2 separate regions of the Homo sapiens genome follow, and region 2 is linked to region 1. A link is a loop called in an ENCODE intact Hi-C map of the cell type or tissue named here. Cell type or tissue: IMR-90. All regions are shown on one strand. Links, peaks and the distances in the headings refer to the core of each region. The heading gives the core; the rest is flanking DNA.

Region 1 (8,350 bases), core at 246-8,245:
AATACCAAAAGAGTGGAGGGATGGTGGATGCCTTTGGAAATATCTTTTTCTTTAGTCTTAAATTCAACCATGTAGTTTATAAGTGTTTGTTGTTTCTTTTGCTCTCACTGACCTTATTGCTGGCATTGGGCACAGAGATACTTGGATCAACTTAATTCAACTCAACTAGAATCAATTGAATTCAATTTAATAAATATTTGCTAAATGCTCAGCGAATTAGACTCAAAAATTTAGTCTATGTTTCTAAGGGATTGTTTAGCATTTACTGTTTAATAAAAGGAAGTACACTGGTTAAGCAGAAGTAAAGTTCATGATTGATACAAATTGGGGTGGTTAAGAGATTGAAAAGAGGAATATATAGGCTGTGTTTTTAACTATGACATAGAAGTATATAATATTATGAAAAACAATCCACCTTATAACTCCATGATTTGGTTTTGCTTCAGTTATTGAAAATAATTTAACAGTCTTTATTGCTTCTTGAACAATTATAATTCCAAAGCAGGAAAAATGTCTGGCACATGGTCACTGCTCAAAAAATACTTGTTGAAGCAGTTAATAAATCAGTGGATCTATGTCGTTTCATTTGGTTTAATTTTTTTCCTTCCAGGTCATTGTTTTCAGTGACCATCTAAATGGTAAAATCATTCATACTTTTCCTTAGTTTTGAATGATTGTTAAGTATTATAAACATTTTTATTTTGACAATTGTTTTTATCTCAGCAATTTGAAAATATTCCGTTAATTTCAGGGCATCAGATGTTTTTGCTGATGAATATATTTCTGTTTTTCTAATTGTTTTAGTCCTGGCTCTCTTGTTTTGTGTGACCCTAATTCACAGTAAACCTTAATCTTGTCATTGGAAATATGAAAAAAAAAAAAAACAATTATGTATCCTACCCATTGTTGGGAGATACATTTCTTTTTGGGTCTATAGTAATCTTACTTTTCTTTCTGGGGTGTGCTATGACTGTAAGGCTCTGATCAGTTGTTCATGGGCCATTTTTAAATGTTATTTGTATGCCTAGTAACCTGAGAGATAAGATAGTTACAACTCTCCTAGCAAAAGTGCATACTTGCTTACTGCTTGCCGTAAACTTGGTGGTCCCCAGGCTGTGGGTTACCCAGCCATGACACAAACCCAACTAATATGTAGCATTCATCTGGACTATTATTTCACATCACTCTCAAAGGACCTCGAGAAGGCAAGTAACAGGAATATGCTGATGTTCATGCTGCTTGTGCCATGAGTAATACATTCCTTGGCCTCTGACCCAGGAATCTCTTGGTTTCTGCCAACATCCCTCAGTAATAACAGGCTTATTTGTTAGTTTGTAAGTTGGGCAAAATCCAGTACTGGACCTATCACATACATTGAGGGATATTGTAAGGATAAATATATTTGTGTATGTGAAAGTAATTTCAGTGTTGTAAAATGCTATGTATATTAATAATAATCTAGGCAGAGAAAAGCTACTTCCTAGAGAAAATCAGACATAAACTTCTTTTGAATGGAAGACCAAGACCACTTGTGAAGTAATCTTGAGAAAGCTAATAACCTATCAGAAACAAAAACCCTGAACATATACCTAATCAAATCTCTAAATCATGCTACCAATTCAAGGGAGATGGAAGAGAGAGAGGAACATGTCAAGCAATACCACTGGGATGAAATCAGTAAAACCTAGTCTATGAGAAACTGCTGGAACAATTGACTCAACGTTTTACACAAATAAATCATAAGGAAAAAGTAGAGAAAGGAGGCACTTACAGATTATATAAAACTCAAGAAATATGACAACTAATTGCAATATATAAACTTTATTGACATTGATTTGAACAACTAACCTAAAATTTTATGAGACAACCCAGGAAATTTGAACAAATACTAGGTATTTTATAATAAGGAGGAAGTACTTAATATCTTAGTATAATTATGTTGTTGTAGTTAATGTCCTCTTATGATATATTTAAAAGTATATGCGGATGAAATGAAATGCTATCTTGGAGTCAGAATTATCTGGAAGTGGAAAGAAATTGATAAGCATAGACATAAGATTTGCCAGAACTTGATCATTGTTGCAACTACTGATTAGTATTAAAAATATACTAATGAAGTAGTATTCACTATACTATACATTTTATATATTTGATATTTCCATAATAAAGATTTAAAAAATCACTTCTGCTGCTTCATGGAAAAAGATTCTCTTTATTTCTTCTATCGTTAAATTGCTGAATTTAAAACTAGGTCTACTGGCAAAAACAGGTTTTATGAATCTGGGGTCTTGTTTAATAAGACTGACTGTTAATAATGTTAACGCAAATGATGATGCAAATATCAAAAGCCAAATAATTTGTGAAGCACACAAACCAAATGGATCAAACTAACCTGGATTATATGAAAACAATTTGAGGAGGCAGAGAATTGGGCCAGAGTAAAAGGGCATATGAATTGGAAAGGAAGAAAGAAGTAAAATTAGCTCTGTTTACTGATGACTTGACCTTATATGTAGAAAGCCCTAAAGATACCACACAAAAAATCCCACTGCACCTAATGAGAAAATTCAGTAAGTGACAGGACAGACAAAATCAGCTTAGGAAAATCAGTTGTGTTTCTGTACATCAAAAATGAACAATCTGAAAAGAAACGATGGAAACAATTTCATTTATAATACCATGAAAAAGAATAAAATACTTAGGAATAAACCTAAATAAGGTGGCAAAAGACTTGTACACTGAAAACTACAAAATGTAGCTGAAAGAAATTAAGGAAGACACAAATAAATGGAAAGGTAGCCCATGTTCATGAATTAGAAGACTTAATATTGTCAAAATATCCATACTACCCAAAGCAATCTATAAACTTAATGCAATCCCTATCAAAATCCTGATGGCATTTTTTTACAGAAATAGAAAAATTCATTCTAAAACTCATAGGGATTCTTCAGGGACTCCAAAGTAGCCAAAACAGTTTTGAAAATGAAAACAATTAAAGGGCTTACATGTCTTGATATTAAAATATATTACAAAGTTACAGTAATCTAAACAGTGTAGTCCTGGTATAAAGATAGACAAATCAAGGGAATAAATTTAGGGAGTCGAGAAATGAAACTTTCTGTACATGGTTTTCAACGGAATGCTAATGTCACTCAATAGGGAAAGACAGTGGGTCTTGAGATATTTGCACAACCATGTTCATAGCAGCACTATTCACAATAGCCAAAGAGGAAGCAACTCATATTTTCATCAGTAAATGAGTGGACAAAGCAAATGTGACATATACATACAATGGAATATTATTTAACCTTAAAAAGGAAGGGAATCCTGTCGCCTCCTACAACATGGATGAACCTTGGGGACATTATGCTAAGTGAAATATGTCGGTCAAAAAAGACAAATACTGTGTGTACTCATATATATATATATATATATATATATATATATATATATATATATATGTATGTATATATGAAGAATAAAAGCAAGCTCCATTCTTGGATATATAAGTAAAAAAGCTATATCTTCATGCCAATATTACCACAATCAACCAATTCTTATGTAAATAAGAACATAATAAATTTGTGGAGGGATTTGTAGTCTGGAGAGTCCTATTCCAAGGGAACTTGAGTGGAGTTCCCACGAACGTGAAGAGGAAATAAATATGTAGAGGAAAATTACTGATAAGATACGTGGAAGGGTTTAGGTTATGGGTAAAAAGGAATACATTGGTAATATCCCCCTTGTTACTGATTGCGTTTATTTGAGTAGTCTCTCTTTTCTTCATTAGTCTAGCTAGCAGTCTATTTTATTATTTTTTTTTCCAAAAAACCAGCCCCTGGATTCATTGATCTTCAAATGTGGTACATATACACCATGGAGTACTATGCAGCCATAAAAATAACATAATCCTGTCCTTTTCAGGGACATGGATGGAGCTGGAGGCCAATATACTTAACAAACTAACACAGGAACAGAAAATCAAATACCACATGTTTTCACTTATAAGTGGGAGCTAAATGATGAGAACACATGAACACATAGAGGGGAACAACACACATTGGGGCCTGTTGCAGGGTGGAGGGTGGAAGGAGTGAGAAGATCAGGAAAAATAACTAATGGATACTAGGCTTAATACCTGCGTGATGAGATAATCTGTACAACAAAACCCCCATGACACAAGTTTACCTATGTAACAAACCTGTACATTTGCTCCTGAAAATAAAAGTTAAAACAAGAGAAAATACAGTCAAACATTGGATAACTTATTTCTGACTCACTAGAAGGATTTTGATTTCAGGAATGCACTTTAAATATAACAGATACATAAATACATATATAAGACTTAAAATATTGAACATTGTAATATTAATTTCTCTTACAATTGGTCAGTTAGTAGCACAATGCAGACATTATCGTAAGTGCTCAGGCAACAAGTGCTGAAGTTTTTGAAATACTTGACTCATTTGAATGGCACTTGCCAAGTGGTTTAAGTTCCTATTAGTCTCCTACTCCGCAAATATTTTGTGTTCTGGTGAACAGTTTTGACTCATGTCTAACAGCAGTTGTGAAAGTGATAGTGACAGAATTGCCAAGTATGAGTATTGTGCTGAGTTTAAAGTATAAGCTTCATGGCAGCTTGTGGTCTCTTGATTCTGTAGAGTTATTTTTTGACTTGTTTTCATAGGAAATTTATGAGTAATGTAATCGCTGAATTCTTATTTGTAGATACTTTATTTTTAGTTCTATGATTTGCATTTTTAAAAATAGGCTCAATTTCTCTGTGAAATTCCCTATCTTTTTATATATTTCTACAGTGGTTCTTTATGTCCTTGGGCATATTAATCATAGTTATTTTAAAGTTATTTGTCAGACAACTTGTTGTAAAGATCATCTGTGGGTCCATTTAGATCTTGGATTTTGGTCATCTGTTCCAATCTTTTCATGTATTTCGTAAGTTTTGCTTGAATTGTGTATAACAATTATAGAGGCACGATATAATATTATTTTCTATAGAGTAGGTTTACTTTCTTTTTTTTCTTTTTTTTTTTGGGGGGGGCGCGGAGTCTCACTCTGTAGCCCAGGCTGGAGTGCAGTGGCGTGATCTCGACTCACTGCACGCTCCGACTACCGGTTCACGTCATTCTCCTGCCTCAGCCTCCTGAGTAGCTGGGACTACAAGTGCCCACCACCACGCCCAGCTAATTTTTTGTATTTTTAGTAGAGACGGGGTTTCACGGTGTTAGCCAGGATGGTTTCGATCTCCTGACCTCGTGATCCGCCCTCCGCGGCCTCCCAAAGTGCTGAGATTACAGGCGTGAGCCACCGTGCCTGGCCGAGTAGGTTTACTTTCAGTGGGCTAAAAGTAGGGTGGTAGCTAACCACCTTAAAGCAATCATGCATGAATGAGGCTGAATAAAAGCAGAGTTGTGACTTTTTAATTTTTTTTTTTTTATTTTTTGAGACGAAGTTTTGCTCTTGTTGCCCAGGCTGGAGTGCAATGGCACGATCTTGGCTTCCAGGTTCCAGCAGTTGTCCTGCCTTAGCCTCCTGAGTAGTTGGGATTACAGGCATGCGCCACCACGCCTGGCTAATTTTTTTGTATTTTTAGTAGAGACGGGGTTTCTTCATGTTGGTCAGGCTGGTCTCAAACTCCCGACCTCAGGTGATCCGCCCGCCTCGGCCTCCCAAAGTGCTGGGATTACAGGCATGAGCCACTGTGCCCGACCTAAGGATTGTGACCTTCTTAAGGTCCACTTTACCTCTGGTTTATTCCAGCCTTCCAGAGTTTCTGTTAATAGTTTGGCGGACCATCCAGGGTTCCTCCTACCGGTAGTTTTATACTCTGATACTTGTCTCTTGAGACTACTGAAAGGGATGTGTTGCTTTTCGCAGGCTTTCTGCTTAAATTTTTAACCCTTACTCTACATTACACAGCCCCAGAATTCAACAGATATCTCGAGAGAAAATTTGACATCTGGATTTTCTTTCCCCACAGTGGCATATCTCCGTGGGTGCAATCCTGGGTCTCAGTCTGCTGTTTGAACCCCTAGCTGGCAAATACTAGTGCAAGTAAAGGGCAAGTTAAATCTGCTATATAAATCAACTCATCTTTTTAAGACCTTCCCCTGTCTGAATTGTCGCCTCTCCAGTTACTGTCTCATCAGATTGGTGTCACTGTCTCAAAGATGATTGGTGCTTGCTAATTTGATTTCTAGTATGTTTCCAGTGGAAAACATACTGTACTCCATCCCACAGTGAAGTGGAGGATCTTCCTCTGAATCCTTCTGTATATGTAATTTTGGTTGGTATATCTTGGAGTGTATTTCCTTTCTCTCGGATCTACAGATGCTATTCTGGTGTATTCTAACTTCCAGTGAAACAAGTAGGAAGTTATTATCTGTCTGATTATTTTACAACTGTAAGTAATTATATCCTTCAGTCTGGAAGCTTGCAAGGTTTTCTTTTTACCTTAGATATCAGGTCTCTTCCATAATGTGCCTAGGTATATGAATTTCTTTCCCCATCAGTTTTCTTAGAACTTCATGAATCCTTTTAATATTTTTAGAAAAAAATTTCTCTATATTTAATTATATTTAGTTATTACTCTTCTCCTTTTAAGGCCTTTTCTGTTTCTGGACAACCATTATTTACTTGCTAGATGTTGGGGACTTACTTTCCAAAAGAGATTTGGAATAACAGTAGTTTTCATTATAATTTCCATTTTCTCATACAGACTTTATTTCTTTCATTTGAGCATCCAGGTGTCTTATATGCCTCTCTACAATGATCAGTTCTATAATGTCCATAAATATTAAGTTGGCATATATATCATTAAAAATTATAGTCTTTTACATTACTCTTAAATCTCTTTAATAATTGTATGCAAAAATATCATTAGGGAAATAACTGCATAAATATAGTTGAGAAAGCACACAAAAAACCAAAACAGATTAGAGAAGTGCCTTATTGGGTATCTGAGCATACTGTATAACCAGTATAACTAAATTTGTATGTCATAAACAGACAAGTGGTACAGAATTAAATACCCATGTGTTTTGACAACTTAATAAAATTCTATTTTAGGCTAGTGAGAATAAGATGATTTTTTTGTTGTTGTTAGTAAGATGAATCTTTAAATGACTGGTTCTGGAACAATTGACTATCCATCTGGAAGAAAATAAATTTGGATCCTAATCTTGCATAATATTTAGAAACAAATTCCAGATGGAATACAACTTTATGTAAAAATGTAAACAATAAAAATCCTGCAAGAAAATTTTGAAGAACACATGTAGAGTCTAGTGATAAGAGGACAATATTGAATAAAACTAGAAAAAATAAGCTATAAAAAAGATATTCTATATGAAAATACAAACACTAAAAACTTTTGTATGGCAAATTATACTTAAAGTTGATAAACAAAAGTAATTTTGGAAAATATTTCACTGCAGAGGAAAGATGTCAAAATAAAAATCATCCCTGCAATTGACAAAAAAAAGTCAAGTGATTCAATAAACAGTGGAGACAAGACATGAAGAGGAAATTAATGAGAACCTATCCAGATATCACAGAATACTATATATGACAAAAATGTTCAGACTCACTGTAATTTAGGGAAGTGAAAATTAGTTACCATAGCATTTCATATCAATCAGATTTACAGTAACATACACAAGATACACATATTGCTGATGGGGATACAGGCAAGAGGGGTGTCATGGATCTTATTTCTGGTGAAGATGTTGAGCATTTGAGCTTTAAGAGTCTCATGATACTAAATATTCTATATATTTTAAAATATATGTTAACTAGGTTATGTGAATCAGTTAGAAAATATTTCATAGAAATAGAAGTACTATGAAATAAGGATCTCTTTACAAACATGTTTGTTGCAATATGTTACACAGTGACAACAAATTAAAACATAAACCACTACAGAATACAAAGTTCATATCCTTCAGTAGTGAAATTCTTAAATTATGATACAATAATAGTATGAAATATTACGCAGTCATTAAAAGTAATGAATAGGAGCCAACCAGGTTAATTTGGAGAGCTTTCCTTAAGTTGCTATTGACTGAGAAAATCAAGATACAGAAAAACATGTTTCCATTTTTACAAAACAAAGCTGATCTCTGTTGATGCTTGTGTATTATTATTTAAGGATAGAAGAAATTTGGAGAATTTTACCTGAGTGAAGGAAGGTAAGTAGTAAAATAAAAGATGCGGTATCGAAGTCAGAAAGAAACAGCAAAATTAGAATATAATAATAATTACACTTTATACAATCATATTTATGAATTTATATAAAATCATATTAATGCAAGTGTGTTTAGGAAAACAATAT
Region 2 (8,350 bases), core at 149-8,148, 930 kb before region 1:
CCCCAACTACTAAATTTTGAACTACTTGGCAAATAAATACAGAGATTTAAGCCCCAGTATGTCTGGAGTCAAGTCAAAGCATGTTTTGCTTTAACAATTTTCCAGGTGATGCTGGTGCCTACCAAGATTGGAAAAACACTGACTGCAGCTGAAAGAATACAGGTAAAGCATGAATCATCCTTCCCAGGCCTGCATTTATTTAGAGGTTGTGTGTGCAAGCCAACTTCTGCCTTCCACTTAATTCCCATCTGGTTGAGGTGCCAAGCCACCCATAAAATAACTATAGATTGAAAGCAAAGCAAAGCAAGTGTGCAAGCACAAAGAGAAAAGTTAATTAAAAATATGGAAGGGGTAAGAGTGTAGAAATAAGGTGAATGAATGGATATCAGGAGAAGAGGAGTGCAAGAGGAAAGCAGTGCCTGGGTTTGGAGGTTTGGAAGGGAAAGCTGTGGAGAAAGGTGATCCTCCCAGACTCTGCGCACATCTTCTCCCTGCTGCTTTTTGGGGCTGTCTTTTTTTTTTTTTTTGTCACGTGCAGCAGCCACTCACAGCTTGTGTTTCTCTGAAACTTGGATCATTTTACCAGCTATTTAATAAGACTAAATAAATGGTGTCAGCATCAGAAAGCATTGCACATTTTGTTTAGAGACGTGTACATTCCTTCTTGCTATTAAACTGTGATAACTTTTGGCAAGAATATTACTTTGCTCTGTCTTCTCTGAGAAGAAATTTTCCTTCTGTTCTCACATGGCCATTGAAGAAACAAAGACTACCATATTTAATGGAAGACAAAAGGGCATGCATTTGGGAAAATATTGACTTAGAAAACCTTATCCCTGAGAAAAAGATTGTAAGGGAATGAGCCGATGAAAAATCCCATGTGATTTACAGAATTTAGAAACTTCTTTTTTTGCTAATGTTAATTTATCACTTAAAATTGACCCAGAACATTAAATCAATACCAATTTTAGCTAGCCACTATGTTTTTGGAAATTAGAGTTTAAATCCCACTTTTGTTAAGTAGGAAAAAAATAATCCCATAAAGCTCCCAGTTGGGATCTAGTAAAAGGGCATCCTTTTATGAAAGAAGCTTCCCAGAGAGCAAGCAAATAAATGACCCCCAAAGAGGACTGAAGGCTTTTTACCATAAATGTGTACTATTTTCAACATTAGTTTAATTAAGAATGGATATAAAAAATAAGTCTTCAGAGCCTGCATAAGCCAGCATTTATCTTTAAAAAAATTCCTGTATGAATTCCTGTACGAAGATCATCTTAATGGCCATCACTGCACGCGATCATAACTTTCAGCACTTGCCTTCCTCTGCTTTGTCTCCTCACACTTTTACTCATGCCTTGTTCCTAAATTTAAACTGAAATGAGGACAGAGAAGGTGTCTCATTCATTTCTCTGTCCATTTGTTCATTCATTCATTCAACCCATATTTACCGAGTGGCCGGTATGTGTCAGGGTTAGTTTTAGGACCTGGAATACAGTGGTGAATAAAAATGCAGTCACTGAATTATGTTTACAGGCTTGGGGAGGTAAGATTGGTAATCGAATAAGAAATCATGATGACAACTGTACGTGCTATGGAATGGGTAAACTTGTGACACTAAGGACTTAATCTTGAATAATCAAGGAAGGGTTTTCAGGGAAAATGACTGTTAAGCAGAGTCATTTGCTCTACAGGTTGGCAATAATTAACCAACACTAAACGGTGGGAAAAGCAGTGCCATCCATAGACAAGGCATGAGTTAGAGCAAAAGTGCTGCAGCCAGGCACAGGCAAGTCCTGAGTTCATCTGTCTCCAGTAAGCACTCAGGTCTGTGCCTTGAATGTGGCCTCCACGCCACATGAGTTAAATTACAATAATAAAATTCCACCTAGATCAAAGTGTATGTGAAAAAACATGAGGTCAGCATTATCCTTCAGATATTTTTAAGGGCTCTAATCACCCTTAGGTTTTTTTTTAGTGCTTATTTCCATAGTGCTTGTAACTCAATAGCTTAAGAAACCAAATCAGTGAGGGGGAAAAAAGAAAAACGACTAAATTTTTGCTTGAAGATGAGTTAACGTTTGTTTAACAACAAGAATCCAAAGGACATCAGATGTTTCCTCATCTGTGTTCTATACATGCATGAGTTGAAAGTCAGAATAAACATTTTTTAAGCTCAGCAAATTTTCCCCTCTGAGCCGGCCAGACGGTACAGCTAAACACTAAGATGGTGGTTAGTAATCAGGCCCTTCTTTGATGGTAATCGGTTTTTACTGATCAGTGCAAGAGTGTTTCCAATAATTCCCCCTTCATTTATGAAACAGAGTATGTGCTTAATTTGCATCAGCTATACATTGGAGCAAGCGTTTGCCATTTGCTTGTAAAAATAAAGGCTCAACAGCCATTCCACAAACTAAAATGGGGTTATTTTAGCTCTACATTCCAGTTCATTTTGTTTGAAGAAGAGAATTTTCTGACTGATAAGGATTCTAAAAATATTTTTACTCTGAGGCAATAGACACTAAGTTCAAAGTACAAATTTGCTTTTTTAACTGACTTCGAACACCGAAAAATATACTCTCAAGTTGATCTTTCCCCTACTTTTGTGAGTTTCCGTGGTATAGAGCTGAAACTCATTTTGCTTTACTTCTTTCAACAAAACATGATTTTTCTGGTGGAGCACTTGTTGCTTTTTCATGGTGCATTAAATAGCAACTCTAAGTAAGTCCAAAATACAGCTGCTTCTGTTCTGATAAGCAGCCGAAATTATCTAAAAAAAGGAGTACCTTCATTACGGCACATCTCTTTTCAGTCAGTAGCTTCCCAGTCCTATAATGCTTAGCATACTGATTATTTAAAAAGAAATAATTATGTCACTGAAGATTAATGTTAAAGAAACAATATCAACACTAGTTCTGGGGAGCTTAGCTTAAAGCACTGCAGAAGAAGCCCAGAGTCACCACCACCGCGGGGGAAAAAAAAAAATTAAGTGCATTTTAAAGCACTGTGTTTTGTTTTTTAATCCATTAGGAATGTCCACTCAGCTAAAATGAGTGACCCAAAATGAACTGATTTCTTTGGCCACCAGTAACAATTATATATATTTGGTTTTAAGCTAAGCTTAAGGAGATAGTTAAATATATGTGGTTTAGTTTCATGAGAATGAAGCCAGTCACATGAAATACTATTTTACGGGACTGTTTCAACAAGATGCCCAAAAAGAGAATTTTTTTGGTAATAATGCTTATGGAGAATATCTTAATATATTTAATGATAAATAATGATAAAAATACTTACAGTATGTCTTTGTATCATTCTTCCTTTCCTTTCCCAAATTTAAGTCCACTTAAAATAGTTTTCCTTGGACATAATATAAAATCTATCAATACTCTTTTTAAATTTTTATTTCAAATTCCATTGGCAGTATATTATTTTCATTTATTTATTTACCTTTTATAAAATTATAGTAAGAACACTTAACATATTATCTACCCTCCTAACAAAATTTTAAATGCACAATATAGTATTGTTAACGATGGGCACAATGCTATTCAGCAGATCTCTAGAGCTCATTCATCTTTTAATTTAATGCAATTGATTAACTGGACTTCTTAACAAAGGAAAAGTTTCAGACTTGAAACTTACCCATGCAAAATCCATTAATGACTGCACTATGACTTGGTCGTATTTCCAAGGATTCAGGAGACATCTGCAGATCTCCTTCAATTTTATAATTTCATTAAAAACGGCATCATTTGAATTCTTAATTCTTTTGCTGAATAACTTCTGAAAATTTTTATAAAGTTTATATTTGAATAGGAACAGAAATCTGTACTGATTAAGACCTATACAACTTAAAACATAGCCTTTTCTTTGCACATGACTGCAAACACCACCAAAATATCAGAACACCCATGGTATGACTTGAGTGAGGTCTCAAAGGTCAAGGTATCTACTACTACTGTAAAGTTGAAACTTATGGCTCATTTGTCATTGACGTAATGTACTAACATAGGAGGCAAGGTTGCATTTGGGCTAACAGCTTGAGTTTTACAAATGTTAACTTTTATCCATGATATCAAAAGGTTAACTTTCAAAAAAAGTGAAACAACTTGAGAACAGCTCCATGTTATTCTTGGAGGCACAGGCCCATTCCATGAAGTGAAAATTCTCTTAACAGGAATAATAGCAATGATTTTACTTTTAAGAGGTCAGCACTAGAATCAGATCAGATACCTTTGCATTTCATTAATTGTCCTGTATTTCTGTAGCTTTAGGGTGCTATGTAATTTACCACTGTGAATGTTTGTTAAGTGGGACAATAATTATCCCAAAGATTAACCTTACTATGAATAATGCAGGTAACCTGGGGCATACATTAATTCTGTGACAAAGTTTTGACTTCTCCATATGATTCTATTTTCTAGAAGGCACAGAAGTGAAAATGTAAGTTAAACTCATCTCATTTTTTTTAAAAAAGTTTATAATATAAATAGTATATATTAATGGAAGAGAAATGAAATTTATATCCCTTAAACCTTCCTTAGTAAAATCCTTAAATATTATGTTTGGCCATTTTTCATGCATCTTTATCAACTGTAACATCTGGTTGCATATATTTATAAGTACAAAGATTTCTAATACTTAAACCAAATAAGTTGTCTTTCCAGACAGCTTATCTGGAAAGTTGTCTTTCCAGACAGCTTATCTGGAAAGTTGTCTTTCCAGACAATTTATCTTTTTTCATAAAAAGATAATGGTCTATGGTCTATAAAAATGTGTTTATTTCAATTACATAGAGAATCTAGGTATATCTAAATGGACCTATAAAAACATATGCTTATGAATTGTTTAAAAAATCTTGTGGGCATGCCCGGTGGCTCACGCCTGTAATCCCAGCACTTTGGGAGGCTGAGGAGGGTGGATCGCGAGGTCAGGAGATTGAGACCATCCTGGTTAACGTGGTGAAACCCTGTCTCTACTAAAAATACAAAAAATTAGCTGGACGTGGTGGCACGCGCCTGTAGTCCCAGCTACTCGGGAGGCTGAGGCAGCAGAATCACTTGAACCCAGGAGGCGGAGCTTGTAGTGAGCTGAGATCACGCCACTACACTCCAGCCTGGGCAAGAGAGCAAGACTCTGTCTAAAAAATAAATAAATAAATAAAAACATTGTATTAGTTTTTTCTGAATGACTTAATTCTAGTCTTCCAGGACTATATTTTCTCCTTCTGTTGCTCTTTTAACTGTGGCTTTGACCATGCACCCCTTCTGCCTCTAACCTCACACAATGGTTTTGTTAACATAGATATGTCATTAATATGGTTATAGGTGGCCTTTGTGAGTGTGTGTGGTGTGTGTGTGTGTGTGTGTGTGTGTGTTTACATCTTTATTTTTTTCTCATAAATAACTTTCATATTCTTTAAAAAAAAGGTACAAAAAATATCCCAAAAAGTCTCAAATTTTGGTGGTCCATCTGTGGCACTAATTAATTTATTCCTAGTAGATATGAACCAAACACTATACTAAAGTTTAAAATAAAATGTTTGGAGTTATCAAGGTCCATTTGAAAAACCAATCCACATAAGAAATTATTTTTATAAAGGCATGTTAAAAATGGCAAGGTCAAATATAACAAAATATTACAAACACATCACTTCCTAAAAATGCTATTGTTGCATATAATGAAAGGTAGCATTTTGTAGGATTGGAGGAGTCTGATTTGTTTATTCCCCTCTCCTCAACAAATCAGACCCCTCCAATCTTACAAAATACATAGCAAAGGGTCTAACATATAGCAAAAGGTCTACTATATATTAGAGGCTTAGAAGCTTAGGACTAGGTATCTAAATTAAGAGGAGTATCTCTAAGAAAGTGGGATAGTTGGGCTTTAGGTGCTTAGGTGATTGGCAGGGAGGTACCTATTGAGGAATTCAAAAGGAATCAGTAGATCCGATCTGTGATATAAGTGCAAAGGTTTGAAAGGACAACAACTTATTAAAACAAGGGTATAGACAGTGTTTCCTGACATTCTATGCAAGGAAAGCCACATAGAATATGTGTGGTAGATATTTATGGAATGGGATAAAGGAGAGAGTCTTGCAGGGTGAAGCATGGCCTAGATAAAAAAAAAAAATAAAGATGAAGGGTTTGCTAATTATTCCAACATCTCAAATCTTGGGGAGAAAGCGTAGGGTCAGCAAGTTAATGCTAACACAGCAACATGTTATTGGGGGAAAGCAGATAATTTACAAAGTGCACAAATTCTGCTGACAGATATTTCTTTTTAGAAATCAGAAGATGTCTTGGCTGAAATATCCTATGATAAATCATGGGAGTTTGGAAAGAACAGTTGTCCAGGATGTCTTTGAGGACTATATTTGAAACTTGTATCACATAGATTACTTTATTTCTTGAGAACTCCTTGAATGATGCCTGATGGTAATGGAAAACCTCTCCGAGAGAGTAGGTGCAGGGAAACAGCTGGGGGCTACCCAAAGTCCTATGATATGAGAGGATAGGGGCAAGTAGCCCTTCTGGGGCTTCATTCTGAGAACTCCATCTGCACAGAAAGAGCCACCTCACCACCTTGCCCTTTGATTGTAGGCTATGCAATGTGATGTATGATTGATGAAATTGTGCTATTCTTTGCTCCATGCATCATAGGGAATCAAAGAGTCCAGCTGATCATGGCAACAAAACCTCTGCTTACCACAAGTGAACTTGCATCACTAAGAAGCAACCTATGTCTAATGACCTTCAGAGTGTCTACCCCCAGTGGTAAATTACAGAAGTAATCAATAACATAGTAAAACTGTCTAGTCTAGTATATCAGAGCGACACTGAATTAATAGTTGCTCTTTATTGATTATCCTATCATGAAAACGGAGAATTTGGGAAATAACTGACTGTCTTAGTTCCAGTCAAGTTATTGAGAAATGAAAAGTATAAAGCACTCCAGCTAACTGGGCCTCAAATATAAATCTTTTCCAAGGTGCACTCTATTACTCACAGCTTGTCAGTCGTATCTCAGCTGAAGGATTTATGCAATGTCTTCTTGGCACAGGGGCAATCTACTATAATTACCTACGTGCAGAATTGCTCTCAAATAGCATAAATGGTGGGTGACAGTTATGAATCCCAATTAGTATGGTCGCCAATCATTCAACGAGTAAATTGATCTGTATTTTATCTGTATACCAGCACATCAGAACCTGACTTAGAACAATAGTATAGATTTATCCATAAAGGCTGGTTAGGTCATTTTTTAATTTGCATAATATTTTTTGAAAAACCTAATTTTCTTTCCTTAAAGGTGACAGCCAAGTCAAGCATAACCTTTTATTTTAAAGTTCCCTGCCAGTCCATAAATCCCACTCTACTGCATGCTTTGTAACTCTCAGTAGCTTCTTTCTCCTTCACCTGCCTGTTGTTCCAGGATCTTCTGTATCCATGCTTACAGCTCCATTCTGGGCAGACAACCTTATATCCCTAGAACCTTGCTTTTACACTGACCACAGGTCAAGAAGCATTTATTGATTCATATAATCAGTTGCAACTCTGACCGAGGGATTCCTGAGAGAATGATCATTATGCTTCCAATAGCAGACATCAGGAAATACACTATCAACGAAATTTCCTGGTTTTGGAGGCTGTAGGATTTCAGAACTGCATTAGACTGTTTCTAATTTCTAAAGACAAAGAGGAAGAATATTAATTTTCTTATTGTTTGGCCACCATGATAATAGCATTCTGTTTTTAAAGGAAATTCTGTCATTTGTGACAACATGGATGAACCTTACATTAAGTGAAATAAGCCAGGGACAGAAAGACAAATATCACAGAATCTCACTTATGTGTGGGGTGTAAAAAATCAAACTTTCAGAGATTGAGAGTAGAACAGTGATTACCAGAGGCTGACGGGAGGAAGGGGAAAAGGAGAGTCAATGGAGAAAGGAAAGACACTGGTGAAAATGTACGAAGTTTTAGTTAGATGGGAGGAATGACTTCTGGTGTTCTATTGGACAGATGGCAACTATGGTTAATAATAATGTATATTTCCAAAAAGCTAAAAGAGTGGATTTTAAATGTTCTCATCACAAAAAAATGATAGTATTTCAGATGACTAATGTGTTAATTATGCTTATTTGATTATTCTACAGTACATACATATATTGAAAATTACACTGTACCCCATAAATATATCTAATTAATAATTTTTCATTAAAAATAAAAAATAGCAGCCTGTGCAACATAGCAATACCCTGTCTCTACAAACAATAATTTTAAAAAATTAGCCCGGTGTGGTGGTGCATGCCTGTAGTCCTAGCTGAGGTAGGAGGATCACTTGAGTC

The links. Peaks named below come from ENCODE experiments on the same cell type or tissue, not always from the same donor. Only the 100,000 strongest peaks of a DNase experiment are listed, where the experiment ranks them.
Region 2: it touches region 1 in a loop (3-fold over the local background); 2 of 110 quality-filtered maps call a loop at or near these places.

The regions. Positions count from the first base shown.
Region 1 is chr13:92,835,190-92,843,539 of GRCh38, reverse strand. The region is part of intron 7 of GPC5 (glypican 5); the gene reads right to left. Among named protein-coding and RNA genes, the nearest start is that of GPC5-AS1, 120 kb to the right of the region's middle. In IMR-90, for the core only: no CTCF peak of the experiment used is centred there; DNase peaks (open chromatin) are centred at 1,259 and 4,529; H3K27ac peaks cover 174 bases.
Region 2 is chr13:93,761,611-93,769,960 of GRCh38, reverse strand. The region is part of intron 2 of GPC6 (glypican 6); the gene reads right to left. Among named protein-coding and RNA genes, the nearest start is that of GPC6-AS2, 93 kb to the left of the region's middle. In IMR-90, for the core only: no CTCF peak of the experiment used is centred there; no DNase peak of the experiment used is centred there; H3K27ac peaks cover 232 bases.